Linked DNA regions of Homo sapiens: region 2 is linked to region 1. A link is a loop called in an ENCODE intact Hi-C map of the cell type or tissue named here. Cell type or tissue: K562. All regions are shown on one strand. Each heading gives the region's core, and the rest is flanking DNA. Links, peaks and the distances in the headings are about the cores only.

Region 1 (10,670 bases), core at 2,391-10,390:
AACAAGAGAGAAATACATGAATGGAACTAGTTGATTTAATTTAGCGTTGTGCAAATAAAACAACCATATGAAAAAAACAGCAAGGAAATCATGGCCTAACACAGTTCCCTAGGGAAAAGAAGCAGAATAGACAATGGAAATGTATACCATTCATTCATTTTTTCATTCATTAAATCAGTTCTGAATACTTAGTAAAAGGCCCAGGGCTAGGATCAAAACCAAAATAAATAGCTTTCGTTGTTGATTTTGAATTTCCATCTTGCCAGGTACAGCCTTGACTCATTGTTGAAAGTAGTTGTAGAGCCAGCAGGTTGGATGCCAAGGAGAAGAGAAGAGGTGTGCTTTATGTATGGGTTCCATGGAGCTCCACTGGCACAATCAGTTAGTGCACGGTCCTTACATGTATGGATTCTCTGCAATTTGCTACAAGAAAAACAAATAATTACTGCATCAAAATTTCCACATTGAGTTTACCTGCCTATGTCCAAGCCAACGGCAAGAGAAATGCCATTCAGAAAAAGTTCTCCATCCAGTAGCATCATTGATCAACTCACCAAAATAGTAATAATACTAATGATGACCACGATGATGATTGTGATGGTGATGTTATGAGTCTTTACCTAGTATTTAAAAGCAATGCACATGTATTTACCTGTGTTATCTCTTTCTCCCTGGCAAAAACCTCAGGGTAGGAAGACTATTATAATCTCCATTTTGTAGACAAGGAAACTGAAGATAGGATAGGTTAAGGAATTTGTTCAAGGTCACACCAGTATAAGTGGAAGGATAAGACCTAAAAGTATTTTTTCTATGGTGTTGCTCCCATTTTAAAATTAAATTGCTTTTGGCTCCAAAATAAATATCCCAATTTGTAGATTTTTAAAATTCTATATCCTTATTTGCTCTACCAAAGGACTCTTTGATGGTCATAATAATCGCTACAAATCAGGGTTAAAACTACATTTCTCCCCCCAGCGTACCCCCTTTTCTGATCTACTCAGCAAAGCAGCTCAGTTTTCATCCTAGAAAACTAGCCTTCCCCAACACCTCTCCTGGCAGGGAAGCCCCATCTGATAGACCCTTGAGCGCTTTCTGTAAATTAATCACTCTGGATCCTGAAGCTCAGCAAAACTTTCTTAGTCTAACCCAAGAGCAGTAACTATTTCTCGCACCAAAAGAATGCTCTCCCTCACTGCCATAAAGGCCTCTGAGAATAGCCAAAAGGAAATGGCAGGACTGCTATTTACTCTGAGGTCATCTATAGCACTGGTGGCCTGTAGACCTGAGCAGAAAGGATATTCCTTCATTGGGGTAAGATTTTCTAGCCACAGACTTTTTGTTTTTTTGTGACAATTTTTTTTTCAAGGACAGTATCATCTTCTTTAAGGAAGTTTTTGCCTTTCATGGGTCATTTCGAATTTTTGCTGAGACACAGCCTTGGCTAGCTCAGCATCAGATCCCTGTACCATCTGGGGGGTTATTTTTTAAATATAAGATCTAATCATTTTATGCTAAGGGGCTATATTCTTTGTGAAATTCTAAAGGCCAGTAAAACCACAAAGATCCTACTTTTCATTCAGCATAGGTTGCTGTGTCTTTAAACCAAAGGTATTCCTAGTTCGAAATGGAATAAACTTTTGAGAGCACTTATTATATTCAGCCTCTGTGCTTAAAGGTAATATATATAAACTATTGCTTTTATAATCCCTACACGAACTCTTGAATGTGAGAATTATTGTGAATTCCATTTTACTGATGAGAGCATGGTTAAGTAACTTGCTCCAAATATTGACAATTTTTGAAGCTAGTGATGGGTACACAGAAGATCACTGAGTTATTTTCTCTAATTTTGTTTATGTTTAAAATTGTTGATAATACGATGTTGTCATTGTTGTTGCTTTTATAGTAACTTTCCAGAAGACCCCTAGTTCATGAGTAGAGTCTGGGGTTTTAAACCCAAATCTATTAGCCTGCAAAGCCCAAGCTCTTAAACATGACCATACTGTTGAATATTGCCCAGTTGACAGTTTTAGCCAACGTCTACCTGATGCCAAAACAGCTTCCTAGAAAACCAAAACCCAAACCAAAGTCAGTCTATTTGATGTACTCAGCAGCAGGCAACCATCCTGAAATGATTCTTAGATCAAAATTCTTGAGTATATCGAATTACAAAAAGCATTTTCTTGGTGAAAATACCTAATTTTCAGAGTAATCAAAGCTGCATCCTTACCACCAATAAGCTTTATTTATTTAGCATACCATTTGTGGTCTAAACAACCTCCCTTTAATGGGTATGTCAGGCCCAAGAACAGCAAAGATGGCATCTGGATGCAATCTCAACATAAAATGAGCATCACATTTACTGTTTCCTGGTTATTTAGCCCTCAGCATGGAAATCCATCTTAAACAATGACTGGGGGATCTTTGAGCCTTGGTCTACATGATCTTTTTATTAAACACCTAACCAGCAATATGCAGCTCGTGTTTCTGTAACTGATCACTATTGCTTTTATGGCTTTATTCTCTTGTTTATTAACGCGACACATAAAATATACTTGTTTTCTAAGTGAAAGCAACACATTTATTTTCTCCTGGTAAAATCTTACAAGACCCTGTGATACATCCTGCCATCCTTGAATATTGGGAAAGCAGGCTTAAGATTTATCCTGACACCAAATCTCTCATCATAATTATGAACAATTTCTAGCTCCAACTATTGGAGACTTTACCCCCATGCCTTGCCACTTCATTTTATCTTTGCGGAAACATGAGATTTCTCCCTCTTGCCAAAGTTTGGTTTAAGTGGACCTCAGACTTGCCTGAGGGATAGTTTCTGGAGAAGCATGGAGTTCTGGGAAGCCTCAGCCATCTCTCAGGGGAAAAGCGTTGCTTAGTTTGTAAAAAGAAAAAAGAGAAACTTCTCTGCAGAGCTTAAGAACATAAGCTGAACTGGGGGAAAGGCTGTTGGGGTGTGTTCTTATCACAAAAATGGCTTATTCAGATAATACTTCTCAGCAGAGACCCCTATGGTATTTAAACAGAAGGAAAGCATTTTGATGCACTGAAGACGCTGATAAAGAAGCCATACAACAGCCATTTCCTTGGCCAAATCCGTTATTCTATAAACATCCACACCAGATATAAATAATTTAAATATTGAAAAAATATAAAAAGCCTATCTACCTACCTCTTGCTAAAATAAATTACTAAAACTTGATGTATTTGAGCAAACCAGTTATCGCAGCACTAGGGAGAAAGATGTAAAGCTGAACAGAAGTTCACCCCACTCCATGCCCATCCCAGCCCCCACTACAGTGAATTTAAGCAAATATGACCTTGTAATTCTCAGATTTGATTTCTTAATCCAGGAGTTTTTAATGCTTATCAAGCCCTACATCTCCTTTCTATTATGAATATTTCACAACATAGCCAACAGTTTGAAAAACATTAACATGATGACTTCACTACAAGATAGAGGAGAAATAGAGAAAATTAACTTAAAATAACATTTTAAAATATAAGTGCTCAGGCATGATTACACTAGAAACATACTGATCTGTGCATCCATTTATATAAAATCATTGTTGATTTTTGAAAAGTTAGAATACACACAGAATATTGTTCATTCCTTCACTTTCCATTTGACGGTTTGAAATAAGAACTAAGGACAATCATATATATATGCACAGAATTACCGTGAGTCTGACAGCTACAAACTTAAACCAGTTCTCAAAGTGAAATTTCCATGAGTGGTGCTGTCATTGTTGATTGGTGATATGATATTCTGAAATGGTGAACAATGCTTGGTAAAACTCTGAAGGTAGTCAACTACAACCTATCCTCTGTAGTTGCAGTCCTGGAAAATATAATAATACTAAAGCATTGTCTATATATCTATATCTATATCTATCAATCATGTAGTCTAGGCTATACATAAAATAAATATATGCAGGTTTTCAACCACATGAATGTCCAGCAGGACATCTGAAAGGCATCCAGGACTCAGGAAAATTTACTATTTTCTGTGTCTACTTCACATATTGTAGGATGCCTGCAACTTCCAGACTTGACTCATTAAATGACAGTAGTATCTCCCCAGTTGTGACAACCTAAATCACTCCCAAAGATTTCTGAAAAGCCTTCTGATAGTCATATTCCTTCTGAGAACCAATGTCTGATAGAAATATCAAGCCAACACTCTTCAACGCTTTCCCACAGAATTTGTGCTGTGGTCCCCACAAGGGATGCCCTAGTGTCACTTTCTTCCCGGATACACCCTTTATCCCTTATAGAGCTCATACAGTCCCTCACCTTCAACGTGGCCTGCCTTTAGCCTGCTGGCTGGACCAGAACTCTCCTACTTCTGAATTCCCATTACATTGATTATTTCTAGGGTTCATATCAACAACTAATTATCTGCTAACCCATGCTGATATTTAAAAGCCTTATGAACATACCTTATTCTCCCAAATCAACAGAAAAGCCCTTCAAAGAAGTCTTTTTAGTATTTTCTATCTCCAAAGTGCTATGCAGGCACTGTGAGACCAAGGTTGAGTTAATAAAGCTTAAAGTTTGAGGAAATGGATTCCATACTTCTGGGATGTATGAAAATGTAAATGTGGAGCAATCCAGACTGCAACTCAAGCTTCCAAGTCATTTCTCCACCTAGATGTAATTCTCACTGTACAAATTTACACCCACTCTCATTCAGATTGTCTAATGGTGTTGCTCACACCCATTTTGACCATATTTTTATGACTTTCAGGAATTAAATCCATCTACCTTTTCTAAAGCAGTATTTCTCAAACTATACTCTGTGTATACTACCTGTGCAGAATCGACTGGAGATACCTGTTAAAAACAAAACAAAACCAAAACAATACTGGATGCTGTCCCCTGGAATCCATACTTTCAGAAACACTGCTCCGTCTAATGTGTATTCAACCAATTAAGCTAATTCCTTCATCTTAAAAACCATTCGCTAATATTTCCTGAATGTGACTAGGCCTTTTTCATTAAATGGGGAATCCAGTCAAAATGATAAGGCAGCCTCTAAATCCAACCTTATAATCCTGCAGACCACAAACCTCATGAAAACCAGGCAGGCCACAAGGGGTGGAATTATTCTGGTAGCTGACATTTAGTGATGCTGCCTAATTGATTTCAGGGCTTTGGCATTTGCCATTCGCCTGTTAGTTCATCAATATTTTGACTATGTCACTTATCATTTTGCTAGACAAGTTATATATTTTATTCCCTGATATGCTCAAATACTATGTGTGTGTGTGTGTGTGTGTGTGTGTGTGTTTAAGTAAATTTGTGCCAAAATTCCATGAGGAGACAATTGCGCAGGGGAAAAAAGTCAAGAATGTGAAATTCCCTGAATTATATTTCTTCTGCTGGATTTGAAACTCCAGGGGGCAATGACTATCTATCCTCTTTACTCCTATATCCTCTTTCCCTTCTCGAGTCTGGCACATATTAAATGATCTCTAAGAATGTAGAACTATTATTTGATCCAGCAATCCCACTGCTGGGCATCTATCCAAAGGAAAAAATTATTATATTCAAAAGATACTTACATATATTTGTTACAGCACTAAGTGCTGCAATATGGAACCAACCTTATTGTCTATCAATGGATAATTGGATAAAGAAAATGTGGTGTGTGTGTATATATATACATAAATAGGGGGTGGGGATGGGCATGTGTGTGTGTGTGTGTGTATATATATATATATATAATCATTTTGCTAGACAAGTTCTATATTTTATTCCCCGATGTGCTCAAATACTGTGTGTGTGTGTATGTGTGTATTTTTAAGTAAATGTGTGCCAAAATTCCATGAGGAGACAATTGCACAGGGGAAAAAGTCAAGAATGTGAAATTCCCTGAATTATATTTCTTCTGTTGGATTTGAAACTCCAGGGGGCAATGACTATCTATGTATCTATCTATCTATCTATCTATCTATCTATCTATCTATCTATATACACACACGCTATGGAATACTCTTCAGCTGTAGAAAAGAATGAAATCATGTCTTTGCAGAATCATGGATGGACCTGGAGGTAATTATCTAAGTGAAACAAGTCGAACACAGATAGACAAATATCACCTGTTCTTACTTATAAGTGGAAGCTAAATAATGTATACATGTAGATGTAGAATGTGGAATGATAGGCAATGGAGACTCAGAAGGGTGAGGGAGTGGATGATGAAAAATTATTTAACGAATACAATGTAAGTTATTCGAGTGATGGATACTCTTTATAAAAGTGTTGATTTCACCACTATGCAATCTATGCAAGTAACAAAAGTGTACTTATACCCCATAAATTTATTGAAATTAAAAAATAAAAAATAAAAGGCAAATGTAAGTATGGTTTGTTAAAAAATGTATGGAATGAATGCATCATTCATATAAAATATACGGACTGAACACTCAACATTAATGATGAGTGATAATTCATTCATTGGATAAATATTTGTAAATTTCCTACTGTGTAGATTTAGCTCTGCAATGCCACTGCCACTGTTCATAAGAAGTTAAGCATCTTAACTATAACAACAGCTACATTAATAGAGTATTTAATCTGTCAGGTGCTATTCTGTGTATTTCACAGACATTACTCATTTAATCCTCAGAAACCCCAAGGAGGCAGGCACCACTATTCCCATTTTGCAGATAAGAAAGTTAATTCTTAGAGAAGTGAAGTGTCTTTCCCCTTATAAGCAGAAAAGGCAGAATTCCAGCCTAGATTTGTCTGCCTCCAAAGACTGTGCTCTTAACCACACCACCCTTCTATTCTTAGTTGGATGATTGGAGGTGGGGTTACAATAAAAGACAATGATCAAAGAACTTCGGGTCCCAGAGACATACATGATGAAGTGTCAAGGGGCTATTGGTAAGGGTACAAGGGATGAATTCAGAGCCAGGAGTGACAATAGAAGGTGGCAATGGAGGTATAGGGGTTGAGGTCACTCTTGGAAGGAGAGTGGGGTATCTCCTGTAAAATGAGGCATTCCAGGGATGGAGGCTAAGGAGGAGGCAGCACTGTACCCTCCAAGCACACAGGTTGGAGTAGAAACCCATGGAGAAGAAACATACAGACTCAGGAGTATATGACTCAGGAGCTTGCAGGAGATTTAGCTGGAAGCAAACCACACCAGGGAAGCCCACACAGCCCCCTGCAATGATGCCTCAGGAGTGTCCTGCAAACAACTCTCATGTTCCTCACACAAGCCGGTCTCCTTTGTTCTCTAGCTCAGCCAACAAAACCCTGTGAGTCATGCCCTGGCCCCCTCATATCTGTTCTTAGCCAGTTGTCTGCAGACACTCAGGAAGGAGGACAGATGAAAGATGAAATTACCTATCTGGGTTTCAGGGCAGGCTGGGCCAACTGTGATAACTGATAGGGAAATCTCTGGAATTCAGGTTCAGTTTGGAGAGTCACCAGGAAGTGGATTACAGCTAATGAGAGGTTATATGACTCAACTCCAGCACCATGCGCAGGAACAGTGGGAACGGAGGCGATGGCTAATATAGAACTACTCTCTTGGTGGGCTGGGAACACTTACCCGTGGTCCTCGTCTCTTCCTTGAGTCTAGGGAGCCATGGCTGCCATTTCTCCTTCCTGCCTCCTCCCCAGGAAGAAATGGTCTTCAGCCTCCCCTCTCAGGCCTGTTTGAGAAACAGGAGTAGGAGACCCTGCATAGGTATCATGACTGTGTAGGTTTGTGAGCCCTTGTCAGGCTCTGCGCAACAAGTTGAATTCCTTGCTCACCAAGAAGTAACACTTATCCTCTAGTAAAAAAAAAAAAATTGAGACAGAGTCTCGCTCTGTCACTCAGGCTGGAGTGCAGTGGCGCGATCTCAGCTCACTGCAACCTCCGCCTCCTGGGTTCAAGAGATTCTCTATTGCCTCAGCCTCCTGAGTAGCTGGGACTACAGGCACCTGCCACTACACCCAGCTAAATTTTGTATTTTTAGCAGAGACAGGTTTCACCATGTTGGCCAGGCTGGTCTCGAACTCCTGACCTCAAGTAATCCACCTGCCTCAGCCTCCCAAAGTGCTGGGATTACAGGTGTGAACCGTCACACCCAGCCCTCTAGTAAAATTCTTTAAGTGAAATTTAACATAAGATGGAATGATAAATGCCCAGGGGAAAGACACCAAACCTATATGCCAGACCCAGTGCTAAACACTTTACCTGGAACCATCTAGTATAATCATGATTATAACAACCCTACAAGGCAGGTGCCACGATCATTCTTATTTACAGATGAGAGAACTGAGGCAGAGCAAGGATAAGCACATCTGATTCTGCTACAATGCACGTTTGTTCCAACATGGTTGATGTGTGTTATGAGCCACGCCATCCTCAACTGGTGCTACAACTTTCCCTAGGATTCCAGATAACCAGCTCCTGCCACTTCACAGTAGCTGGCAAGTTGCAACCCTTTCCACCTCACTTCCATAGGCAAACCCTAGGTCTTTTTCCAGGCGGAGTGCCATATTTATTGTTGTATTTATGTTATTTTTTAGCAATTTATCAAGTGTAAAGTTGTCTACTGGTTTTTTTTTAGTGTCAAATTAAATTTGGCCTAAAGCTGTCTCCATATCTTGAGTCCATATGTATCAAAACGCAACCTAACTTACAAGTATATTCTTGTGACAAATAGCTGAGTCTCAGCCCATCATAGCGGCTGAGCTTCAGCCAATTACAGGCTGCCAAATGATCACACCATGTCAAATAAGGCAAACTACCAAACTATAACAAATCAGGCTATTGTTACACCTCACTTCCTTACTCTGTCTATAAATACTGACTGCCCCCCACATGGCTGCATGAAGCCTTCTCAAGCTCTCCTGTGTAACAAGTCAAATCCCTTGCTCACCAAGAAGTAACACTCATTGTCTAGTAAAATTACTTAAGTCAAATTTTGGGGGCTTCCCAATTCATGAATCATTCTTTGCTGAAATAAACTCTACTAAATTTAATTTATCTAAACTTTTTCTTTTAACATTAGGTTTCTATCTTTTTTTTTTTAACATGTCATTGAAAAAGTGGTTTTGTGTTGTGCCCTGAGCCCCATTTTCCTCATAAGCTCTGTGGTTTGTATTGCCCAATTTAGCATAATGCAGTGATTTTATGGAACATACATGTTGTGTTAAAGAATAGCTATTTGCCAAGGTTACGTGGCTAGGTAGTGGCCCAGCAGGGATTCAAACAAAACTTGCTAGGGAACCCAGCCTAGCTTCTTAATCTCTGTATCTTCCTGCATTGGTACACATGTTCTCTTTTAATCTTCACAGCATCCTTAAGAGGTCTTATTATTCCTATTACACAGTTGAAGAAATTGGGATTCAGAAATTACTACTAAAAGCTTCAATGGAATTAACCAAACATGGTAACTGAAATTTACAGTCAAGTCTGTTTACTTCTGAAGCACTTACCCAAACCAGGACTTCAGCAGTCTGTATAAATAGTAAGGGTTTGTGCTAAAGGGATAATGCCACAGGTCTACGCATATCTTCATTGACAGTTACCAATTCAGCTCTTCTTGACTGGGTAAAGAATGAGTCCTCGACATCTAGAGCCATTATCTGAACTATTTATCCATTCCCTTGCTTCTTTGCTGTTGCTTTTGTTCATTCATCCTGTCCTTCATCAAGTATTGAGTCCACAGATATCATATACCTAACGTTTAGATCTTAAGTATTGCTTTAGAGTTGCCTTCTATAATTCATGCCCCACCCGATCAAGTAGAAGGTTCTTTTATTAATAGCACCCTTTGTCTCCCTTCCCCAGTACTTACCACTAGCAATGATGGTATGATTATTTGTAAAGAGTTCTTGATGATCTTCCCCACTGTGATGGTACATTCAACGAGAACAGAACACGTCAGCATCCAGTGCCATAACCTGACAAATAGTAGCTGCTCAATAAATCCTTGACTGTTTTACCAATGACCTTAGATCTGGCACTGATAGAAAAAGAAGCCCACAGAACATCTTCAACCTAGACAAGTGCCTCTTCAACAAATAAAGTTTTAAAGGTTATTGAAATTCTTGAGCTAGAAGGATATATCCCTGCAGTGAGTTCAAGGAAGGACTGTAAAGAAAAAGTAGCTGACAGACAGAAAACTGATCCACAACAACTTCTATAAACGGACCATGAAATAATCAGGTTCCTTGGTCTTTTATTTGTTTCTGGATGGAGTCCCAGGCAGGGAAGATAACCTTCACCTCAGAACAATGTGGCGCATCATCTGTAAATGTAATGAGATGATGAATTATTCCAATGTCATTATGCTCATGATTTATGGGGAGACATTATCTGCTAAAAGCCCAGGCTGAAGGAATATTGATTTCACTTTTACTGAGACAGCCATTTAAAACTTTTTAAAGACAGCAAATGATTGCTTAAAAGACCAACTTCAAAAAGGCCACTTTCAAACTGTTCGGTGGGGAGTGGTGGGGAAGCGGAAATGGTGATGCAGCTCCTTTAAGACCCAGCTGAGCAAAGTTAGGTCCTCCTGCTCTATATTCTCCAGCAACACCTTGTACTTCTTCTTTGCAGCACTTGGCTGCATGCACAGGATTTAATACCAGATTATTCTTTAGAAACCTTACATGTTCAAAGCTGAATTCTATTTTGTCTG
Region 2 (10,670 bases), core at 1,862-9,861, 120 kb before region 1:
CAAAACATCAAAATTGCACAGAGGGAAAACTTAGCCAACTAACACCTGCCAGAAGAGACTAGAGGGTGGGGCTGGAGTAAGCAGGTTCCGCTAGACTCTTCCCTAGGGAGGCTGCTAAAGCTTCCCAACTCTGAAGGTCTTTGTGTGAGAGGTGAGGGGTGGGTGGAAGTGAGTGAGTCCTGCCTGGGAGGCAAACAAAGAAAGGAAAAGGGAAAGGCAAGGGTGCTTCCACTTCTCAAGGTAACATACTTGAATGAATCCAGCATTGAAATTAGCCCTAATCACTGGTGATTCATTTTGAAAAATCACAAAGGGCTTTTTCCCCCTCCGTTTCCGCTTTAGGGATTTCCCAGGCTAAAAGGGCAGCCCAGTTTGAGTCACTGGTTTTAAGAAATCAAGAAATGATAACGTGAAACAGATCAACTGCACTCCTGAGGGCTGTTAACCCCGTGTTCACAAGAATTATTTTAAAAATCGTTTATCTACAATCAAATCTGAATCCCTGTAAGTCCATGTACTAAGGTATTCCTGCCTTCTTTTTTGCACTGCAAAAAAGTTTGAATGGTCAGAGGCTCCACCTAGAAAAAGTGACAAGTTGAAATTATAATCACTTCTGTTTGTTACTTGTTACCGGGTATAATAAGGACCAGCTCTCCTTTATGGGGTATATGGTTAGGTATCTTTAATAGAGAGATTTCACTAGAGCATCAGTATCATTTCACTTTTATTTGACTAAAAAATAACAATGACCGTTTTTGAGTACCTAGTATAATCTAGGTCCTTAACATACGTCATTTCCTTTATTTCTCACAAGAATCCGATGAACTAAGTAACACTTCCTTGCTGAACAGTTAAGAAAACTGAGACCTAGTTAATAAGTGGCCCAGCCAAGATATGAACCTCAAGTTTTATCTGTTTCAAACTACATGTCTTTCCATTCCCCTTATTGTGTTTCTAGAAACTATAGAAAAGACTTAGGAAAAGCAAGAAGGAGTGGGACTCCGCACAGCAGTCAAGGGAAACACGACTTATCACACAGATCCGTAACATATGACACATCTTTTGCTATGAGATAACTGACCAAACTCATGCCCGAATTCACATGTGCCAGTCAGTCTCCACGAGTCTCCTTGGGCATGCGCCTCAGTGACCCCTATACGTTCCCCAGTCAGACGCCCTCCACCCACACTAGCACCATATTTATATTTATTATCTTGTTAATGGTTGGGAAGAGGGGAAGCAGCCATTTGTGGGCCATGCTTTTTCAACGATTTAATTCCTAGTATTTCTGAGCACAAAGAGTGTAATGCTCAGCAATCACTCATTTCCATGAGGATCTGAGATTCTGAAAAGAAAGTCCCACCATCATCGTGGGTTCTCTTTTGTCATTTCCAATTCCAGGAGTTTCTCCTCTCACTATGAAATAGTTGAACAGCCAGAGTCAGTATGGATGGAAAGAGGGAAATGCAGCTGACAGGCTCAAAAGCAGGCAGGAGATTAGCAAGGGAGGGGAAAGACGAGTCTTCCATGAGGGATCATTTTAAACATTCCTGCCATCTTGTTGCTTTATTTTCTAAGCATCAGTTTCAGTGCTTAATGATAATCTATGGGGATCATCTTCCCAGAAGCAACCTCCTTATTCATGGACTGTCTGAAATTGATTGCTCAATTTAGCCATGATAAAAATAAAGTACAAGTGCTTCATGTTCCATAATTACCAGAGAGAATAGCTTGGAGTTCTGGGGACCAAGTCAGTTCTGATGATGTCTCCTAACAAGTCCAAATCACGTTTATTACTGATTGCCCCTTGGAGAGCCAGTTCTAGTAGAAACTTTCAACTTCATAATGTGCTGCCACACATGGACTTCTTAGCTCCCTCTATCCCCAGGCCAAATACCAGGGCTAATGATTGCCCTTCGGTGATGTTGTCCAGACCCTCTTCAGCCCACTCTCACACTCTGCAGCATTCTTGCAGGCTGCTGGAAAACTGGAGCTGGGCTGGCTTATAAAAACAAGGAATTTGCCGCCTCCTTAAAGATCCCCTCCCCTCCCCTCAACATACTCTCCCTGGGAGGTTTCACATTCTTTGCATCCCCCAACTCCCCAAGCTTAGTACTGAGCCTGTGGCTTATGCTTGGGTGGAATTGAATTAAGGTAGAAAGGGCACATATTGTCATCATTTCCATTTACAGATGGTGAAATCAAGACCCTTAAGTTAAAGTCATTTGCCTGGTGTCACAAACGTAATTGAACATAACTGGTCAGGCTGGCAGCAGATGGAGTTCAAGTCTTAAGGAGTATTTTAGTGGTCATTGGAGATAAATTTTGAAGACATGGATAAGATTGGATGGTAGGTACCTAACATATCAGGAGCCTCAAAAGATAAGGGACAGCGTGGTAAGAGGAGATGGTGATGTGAAGGAGCTGTGGATAGGACCGCTTAGAGCCATGGGCTATCAATGACTAAGGAAGTGAAATTTGTCTTTGCCAAGCTTAATTGAATGTGAGTGTTTAAGAGTGTGGCTCAAACCATCACTAACTATGAGAAGGCTGGAGAAAAGATTAAATTTCTCTTTGCCCTATTCTCAACATTTCTAGATAATCAGAAAATCTAGATCAAGGTTTCCAACAGTGGCACTATTGATGTTGGGGACTGGGTAATTTACTGGGGGAGGTTGGCATCTTGTGCATGGTAGTATGTTGAATGCCATCCCTGGATTCTACTTGCCACATCCTAACACTGTGTGTACACTACACTCTCAATTATGGCAATTAGAAATGTCTCCAGACATTGCCAAGTGTCTCCTGGGAAGCAAAATTGCCCCCCCGTTGAAAACGATGGATCTAGATAAAGGCCTCAGTCCAGTGGTAGGCATGCAGCAAATGCTGAATAAGTCTTTTTATTTTTCACTTTCCTTTTTGCTCTTCCTTTCCCACATGGTGTCATCCCTTTCCAAATGACTCTTATGTCCTCTGTTTCATCAGTTGCATTCAAAACCACCTCTGCAGAAGAAACCTGCCAATTGCATTTACGTTGTGAGTGTTTTCATTTTAATATGGGCACATCACCCTAAGCCACAGACACCATCTCTTATGAGTCAAGTTTAGGCACCAGTGAGCTGGGTAAGGCATGTATTTTAGAGACATTTCCTTCCTAACCTCTCAGAAAACAGTCTATGCAAATGGTTTTTGTATGCTGCCCACTTATAAGACATAAATGAGTCGTTCACAAAGTGTGTTAGGATGTGAGTGTTATGTACTAAGAGAGTTTTGTGGTTAAATACATTTGAGAAATTCTGGGTTAATTAAACAAGTCTATTTCTCCGGTCTTTTCAGAACCTTTAAGATGCTAACATATACCATGAATATTCATGAAGGGATATGATTTATAGCTTTTTACAAACTTATTTTCACAGGCCAAGGGTCAGCAAACTACGGTCCCTAGGCCAAATCTGGTCTACCGTTTATTTTTATAAACAAAATTTTACTGGAACACAACCACGTCCACTCGTTTATCTATTGTCTATGGTTGTTTTCATGCTATTAATACAATGGTAAGTTGAGTGATTGTTACAAAAACCCCACAAAGCCTGAAGTCTTCACTATTTGGCTTTTAAAGGACAAAATCTGGTCGGGCGCGGTGGCTTACGCCTGTAATCCCAGCACTTTGGGAGGCATAGGCAGGTGGATCACCTGAGGTCAGGAGCCTGGCCAACATGGTGAAACACCATCTTTACTAAAAATACAAAAATTAGCCAGGCGTGGTGGCAGGTGCCTGTAGTCCCAGCTACTCGGGAGGCTGAGGCATGAGAATCACTTGAACCCAGGAGGCAGAGGTTGCATTGAGCCGGGATCACACCATTGCACTCCAGCCTGGGTGACAGAGCAAGACTCCGCCTCAGGAAAAAAAAAAAAAAAATAGAAATTTGTCTCTCTTGTTAGAGGTAGAGTATTCCATGGAATACATCCTAGGAAACATGTGTTTAGAGAACCTCAATATTGAAAAAGATTTTAAAGGTCATCTAGCCCTCTGTGGCTGTGTGACTCCACAAGGACCATGTATGATATGGTTTGGCTGTGTCCCCACCCAAATCTCATCTTGAATTGTAGCTCCTATAATTCCCACGTGTTGTGGAGAAGAACCCAACGGGAGATAACTGAATCATGGGGCATATGGCATCCCCCATACTGTTCTCATGGTAGTAAATAAATCTCACAAGATCTGATGGTTTTATACAAAACCCTTTCACTTGGTTCTCATTCTCTCTTGTCTGCCACCATGTAAAATGTGCCTTTTGCCTTCTGCCATGGTTGTGAGGCCTTCCCCAGCCACATGAAACTGTGAGTCCATAAATCTCTTTTTCTTTATAAATTACCCAGTCTCGGGTATGTCTTTATCAGCAGTATGAAAAAGGACTAATACAGTGCCCTTGAGAATCACCTGGGGAGCTTGTTACAAATGCAGATTCCTGGGATCTTTTCCTGACCTACTGACCCAGAATGTCTAGTGGGAAAGCCTAGGAAGTGGTATTTAACCAAATCACCCACCCATTCATATGCACAGCTAAACTGGTTACCCCTGATCTAATCCAACTACCAACCCTGTGCCTCAATCTCTCAAGTATCCTCAGCATGATAGTTCAGTTTCCCTCTTCATACCTCTAATGGTGGAGAACTTACTACTTCCCAAATAGCCCCTTCTATTTTTACTCTACAATAATTATCAGAAAGTTCTAATGTTGAATTCAAATATGTCCTCTAGGAATGTCTGCACATTGGCTTTTATTTTCTTCCACTTCCACCTCTTGCCAGCTGTGAAGTGTATTTAAACAGGAAGGTAGAGGCCAAACTTACCCCAAACATCTACACAGGAAGCCTTTTCTGGCTCTTTCAGACAGAGTTGAGCTTGTCCTGCCTTGTACTTTCAAAGTGCATTGGAGGTTCCTCTGTTTGTACATTCTCCACCTTTCTGCAAGTTAGTGTGGTGGTAGAAAGTACAGGCATCTGACAAAGCCAGATAAACTTGGGGCTCCATCTTAGCCAGCTGCTTCCTTGTTCTGGGCCCTTGGGTAAGTTATTTTACCTGAGGCCTCCATTTACTTATCTTGAAAAAGGGTGTGATATTAGCACCTACCTGGAGATAAGAGTTCTGAGGCTTAAATAAGATATCCCAGGTACAGGGCTTAGCACGGAGCCTGGTTCACAGGAAGTGCTCAATGGGTGCCAGCAAGGAAGAGGATTTTGGTGATCTGTCCCCAAAGGGTGGTAAACTTCCCCAGGGAAGGGGCCATCTATAAGTTACTTTCCTTTGAATCCCCGGTGCCTGTCACACAATAAATGCCAACAAATGAAAGAGTTATTAAAGAAATCGTTAAAGACTGAAAGAGGGCAGTAAAACAGTGGTCAAGAGCAAGGGGACAGAAAGATGGTTCGCCTAATTTCAAATCCCCTTATCACCTGTTGCTTCCTGTGTGGTCTTGAGGTCCTGTGAGCTTGGCTTCTCTAAGTAGTCTACTCCTGAGTAAATGCAGCCCCTCCTAGGATGGTTGTGAATATTAAATAAGAAAATTCAGGCAAAACATTTAGCACATTAAAAAAAAAGTCCAATGAACGCTATTGTTATAATAATGATTATGAAGACTACTATTTATTATTAATAGTATTTTCTCAACAGGGTCTACTGGTGGCTGGGATAAGAGGCTTGCTTGGAAAAGATGTCTTTCTTTGCTCATGGAGGGGAGAAGTCTTATCTCTGTTTTTTTCTACTTCCTCTCCTTAGATTCCCTTAGGAGATACATAACCAAGGGAGCAGCTTGAAATTTGAGACTAGGCTAATGGAGCCCCATGCAAATTCACCTTGGAGTTATACACACAGAAAGTTTTGTGGCCACATCAATCTGTACACAGTGAACATTTCTCTCAGTGCCATAAACCAGATACCCTTCTACCCCCAGCTGTTTGTAGCATTTTAGGTGAAGACTTCATTAAACTCCTAAATAAGAAAATGAGAGTACTCGAAGGAGACAGAGGAATATCTTGTGTCCAAACCAAATAGAGGAGAAACCATAAATATGAGGGCTCCAAGACATCAACATTTATACTCAGAAGGCTCTTCCTACTACTAAATCTGGCTGTTTAATCCCTTGGAGATTTGCCCTTGATCTCCTTTCTCTGATTTGCTTATGGCCAAATCTGAGCACCTGGAGCTTCTATAGAGGTCAGATAAGTTCAATGTTGAATGCTTTACCCTTTGCTCTATGAGCCAAACACTGTTCTAGACCCTGGGAATAAAAGGTAGACATGCACAATTTTTGCCCTTATGGAGCTCATTGTTCAGGAGGGGAGATAGACATCAACCAAAGAATCACATGAATGAATGTAAAATTACAGTGAACAGCGCAATGAAGCAAAGACTCAGGAGTGCCTTGAGATCATGTCATAGGTTATTTGTCTACAGGGAAGACAAGGAACTCTTCTATCAGGACCTGCTAAAATCAATGGGATCTGATGAATGGGCAGGAGTTATGCAGATGAAGGGAGCAAGGGACTGGTTTGGAGAATGATGTCAACAGAAGGAAAAGCATATGTGAAGGCCCTGTGGCAGAAGGGAACAAGCATGATAGAGCAACTGAAAGAAGTCCTGCTTGATTATAAAAGCAAAGAGCCTGATACAAAATGAGGCTGGTAAGGAAAAGGAGGTCAGACCATGGAGACACACAGCCATCTGGCAAATACGGTCTTTATGGCAAGAGCAAAGAAAACCCACTGCAGAGTTTGTACCTCAAAAAGTTCAGAAGAGACTAGACTGAAGAGACCAGTTGGGAGGCTGTTAGGCTATCAGGAGATTGGTGGTGGCATGGACCAGGGTGACGGGCACTGAAGGTAAAGAGAAGTGGATATTGGATCCGAGATATGGAACTGAGATACCAACATTTTAGAAAATGCATATCTTCATTCTTCTCAGAAATAACTTGGAATTTACAGGCCTCCAAAGATAGAAAACAGAAGGTTATTCAGTCTTACTGGGCAATACTAATGGATTTTACAAATCCGTACTGCTGCATCATAAACTCAGCTTAATAATTATTGGGGCTGTACACTAGCATCAGAGTCAGAGAGAATGGAGTTCAAATCTCAGCTCACTTACTTCCTAGCAAATGATTAGCAATAACCTTCATCCTGTCCCTCAGTGTTCTCATCAGTGCAATGGAAAGGATGAACCATGCTTTGTGAGGTTATTACAGGGTTAGAAAAAGATGACGTGAGGATTACATGTGGGTCATGTGTATAAATTGCCTAGTACTGGTCTACATATGTGTTATCCCTTATCTTCATTAATAAAACACCCTCTAGTAGGATTGGACACAACATAAACACGAAGAGTGGTGATTTTTTGAAGACAAGAAAGTGATACCATATCTCCATTTTTGAGCAGAATGAAAGATCATGGTCAGCAGGGGCTGGTGAATTTACATCATAGGAGTAGAGCAACTTCTCAGAAGACAAAAGATAGGGCAATATGTTTCCTACTTTTGTGGACCACAACCCTCAGAAAGAAACATATTTTATGTTGTGAGCTAGTAATATACTCAGCCTCCATTCTATTTATTCAGTTTCATTCAGAAGAAAACTCTGCTTATGACTCACCAAAATGATTTCCTCACCCTAGGGTCACAACCTACAGTCTGAAGAACACCAGGTTAGGGAGTTCACATGCAAGTCCTTCCAGGAAGCCTTCCTGGAACACCCTTACCGGGTGGAGGTTGTTACCACACTTCCATTTCCCTGGCTCTTACGAATTCAGGCTGTGCCTCACCATGTATTCATAACTCTTCTCTTGCCTCCCCAAATGCATTCACTATTGGTGTATCCTTCCTCTACTACTTCATTACTTTACATGAAAGAGACTTGCTTTGAGAAGCTGGGATAGTTTTATATTTGTGCTGGGGGAGGTAGGGGCAGGCAGGGAGGAAAACTAACATCTCTTCAAATTAACCTGCATTGGCTGAGTGGCTGCTCTGTGCCTTGCACTGAGCAAGGCTTAGGAGGAGAATGGGACCTTTCCAGACTCCCAAAGCCTTGGAGGCTGTGCAGAATCTCAGAATGTGGGAGTGGAGCACACGGCCTTCGGCATGAAGCCTCTAAGGGCTCCTGGACAGGGGCATGGCACCGTCAGACCTCTGCCCTGTGACGAAGAAGCATCTTTAGTAATAGAACAAGACTCCATCTGCCTAAGGAGAGGAATAGCACAGCTGTCCTTGCTCCACTTTATAAAATAAATAATGTGTTTGCACTCAAAGTTCACTCTCCAGTGTGAAGTGCACAGAGAATCAGGTAGCGACTCTATGCCGGTGCTTCATTCCAGCCGGCTGGACAGGGAATTGATCTTGTTTCTGTTTGGCTGTTTAAGCTTAGAATGTACATTCAGGACTGAAGCAGCTGAGAAACTAGCCCATGGGTGAGTTCCTTCCAGCCATGATAATGGAGAGAACTACAACCATGGACTTGTTAGGAGGCAGACAGCGCCAGATTTCAATTTTCTTCTACTGTTTACTAGCTGTTGATTGCGAGTATGTTTCTTTACTTCCCTGAGCATCTCTTTTTCTGGCTAATAACACCTATAGAAGAGGGTTGCCAGGGCCATTAAATTAGATAAAGCCCCCACTACAGTCCCTAGAACATCATAAGCCCTTAATAAATTGAACATGAATCAGAGTTATTGTTTCTAACACTCAACACAGCATAATTGAGGGGGTGGGGAGGGCAATCTCCCTAAAACAGCGTTTCCTCCATAAAGCCAAAAGGACATAGTTTCCTAGTGAGAAAACGTGAGAAAGTTAGGCCCTGACAGCTCCTGGGACAGTAGGAGATGTTATCTCAGGAGGCTCCGTGTTATGCTAATGAGCAGACATTACTTAGCCAGGGATCACCTATTAGCACTTCTGAGAACTCTATTTCAGCATTCATGTTGCCTTTGAGCACAGGCTGGGAGACATGGAAGGAAAATACCCAGGAGATTTATGCTCTCAATTGTACATAGAATTCTGGTTTCCTTCCGCAATCCATTTGCTACTGCTTACTTTTCAGAGTTCTCCAAAGTTCTATGCATTTTGTCCAGAGTTTTTGGTTGCAATCAATGGGAGAAACTGCATGATATGTGTTTATTCCATCTTAACTAAAATCAGAGTCCTCAGGAAACAGTTTTTCAGGGTGTTGTATTGCATTCAACCCCTGTGGCACGTGATCATCCACAAATAGTATGTACAGAAACTTTAGATTGGATTAACTAGAATACCATATTTCCTGAGCATGCCAAATACCCATTATATTCACATTCACTTACTTAAATACAATGGAACAGAACTACTTTTCCCACTGAGAACATACACAAAGGGATTTCAATGCCTGTCCTTGAATCAGGAATGAATTGGGAATAATGACTGAATTTTTTCTTCATGAAAAGTGTAAACATCTATTAACTCATGTTATAGACTCAAATAAGTGTTGAATTAGGCAATATATATTGCCTCCATGTTTTCAGACTGTAATTTTTTAAGTATCTAACTTGATAAAGCAGCTGTGGGTTGTATTTACGTGGAATCACTGATATTCACAAGAACAGCCTCAAGTTTACTTTTTATGGTAGACAATAGATTTTGAAATTAAGTAATTATTGTTATATTGCCGAAAAGTATGTCCATTTATATGAATCAACTAATTTCCCAAAGTAGTGTCCATTTAACCAAAAAGGAAGTGATCCACACCTCTAAAAATATCATTAGAGGGCCAGTGATGACTTTAGACACAGTGTGTGCTCAAATTCACAGAGCTGACAATGTGCTGATAAAGATAAGTTAAATTCCAGAAACAGTTGAGAAATAATTTGGTGGTTAAGAACATCAGAAAACAACAGACTTATTGGAAATGATAATGTAGATATTTGCATAGTAATATGTACTGAACAAAATGTTTTTATTCAATTGACTATTCATTCCAAAAGTCATTTATTAAGTGTGCATAATGTGTCATCATTTAACTAGATGCCCTCATAGTCATAATTTGCTAGTCATCCTAGGTGTACTTTAGCCAAACCTTATAGGTAAAAGTCTGAATTAACAGAATGGATATAGTGAGACATACAAAGATACACTGTTGAATTATTAAAATAATAAACCTTAAGATATTTTCCATTTAATGTTCTGCAAACATTAAAATTATTCACACATATTTGGAGGACTGTGGACCCCAGGTATAAGGGGCAAGGAGCATGGGCTTTGGAATCAGAAGCACCTAGCATCAAATCCTTGAAATTACTTTAAACCTCAGTTTTGTTATCTGTAACCTTTAGAAGATAACAGTACCTATGTCAAAGGATCATCACCAAGTATTGCATGATCTAATGCAGTTCTAGTTTTCGGTGAAATCAAACACATAGTAAACCTTCGATATCTATATCTCCCCGTATCTAACCACTATGTAATATAGGGTTTATTTGCGTGGCATATAAAATGAATTATTTCTCAGTGGTTGATATTAGTGCCAAATATATGAGTTTGTCCTATTATCTATGCTATTTAAGAAGAATAATTATATAGAGAAAAAAATTGTTAGGTAATATGCCAACATTAAATATTTGAACTTTGGTATTTTCACAACTTGTATTCCCTAAA

What was found. Hi-C counts contacts between places; a loop is a spot of excess contacts. Peaks named below come from ENCODE experiments on the same cell type or tissue, not always from the same donor. Only the 100,000 strongest peaks of a DNase experiment are listed, where the experiment ranks them.
Region 2: it touches region 1 in a loop (1.9-fold over the local background); 1 of 110 quality-filtered maps calls a loop at or near these places.

What each region holds. Positions count from the first base shown.
Region 1 is chr3:65,032,585-65,043,254 of GRCh38, forward strand. It overlaps LOC124909390 (a long non-coding RNA gene), which reads right to left and starts at 7,670. Exons shown (of 2, transcript XR_007095950.1): 1 at 7,583-7,670; 2 at 1-423. In K562, for the core only: no CTCF peak of the experiment used is centred there; a DNase peak (open chromatin) is centred at 7,347; H3K4me3 peaks cover 145 bases.
Region 2 is chr3:64,908,272-64,918,941 of GRCh38, forward strand. All of the region lies in intron 4 of ADAMTS9-AS2 (ADAMTS9 antisense RNA 2), which reads left to right. The region is part of intron 2 of LOC105377124 (a long non-coding RNA gene); the gene reads right to left. Among named protein-coding and RNA genes, the nearest start is that of ADAMTS9, 230 kb to the left of the region's middle. In K562, for the core only: no CTCF peak of the experiment used is centred there; no DNase peak of the experiment used is centred there.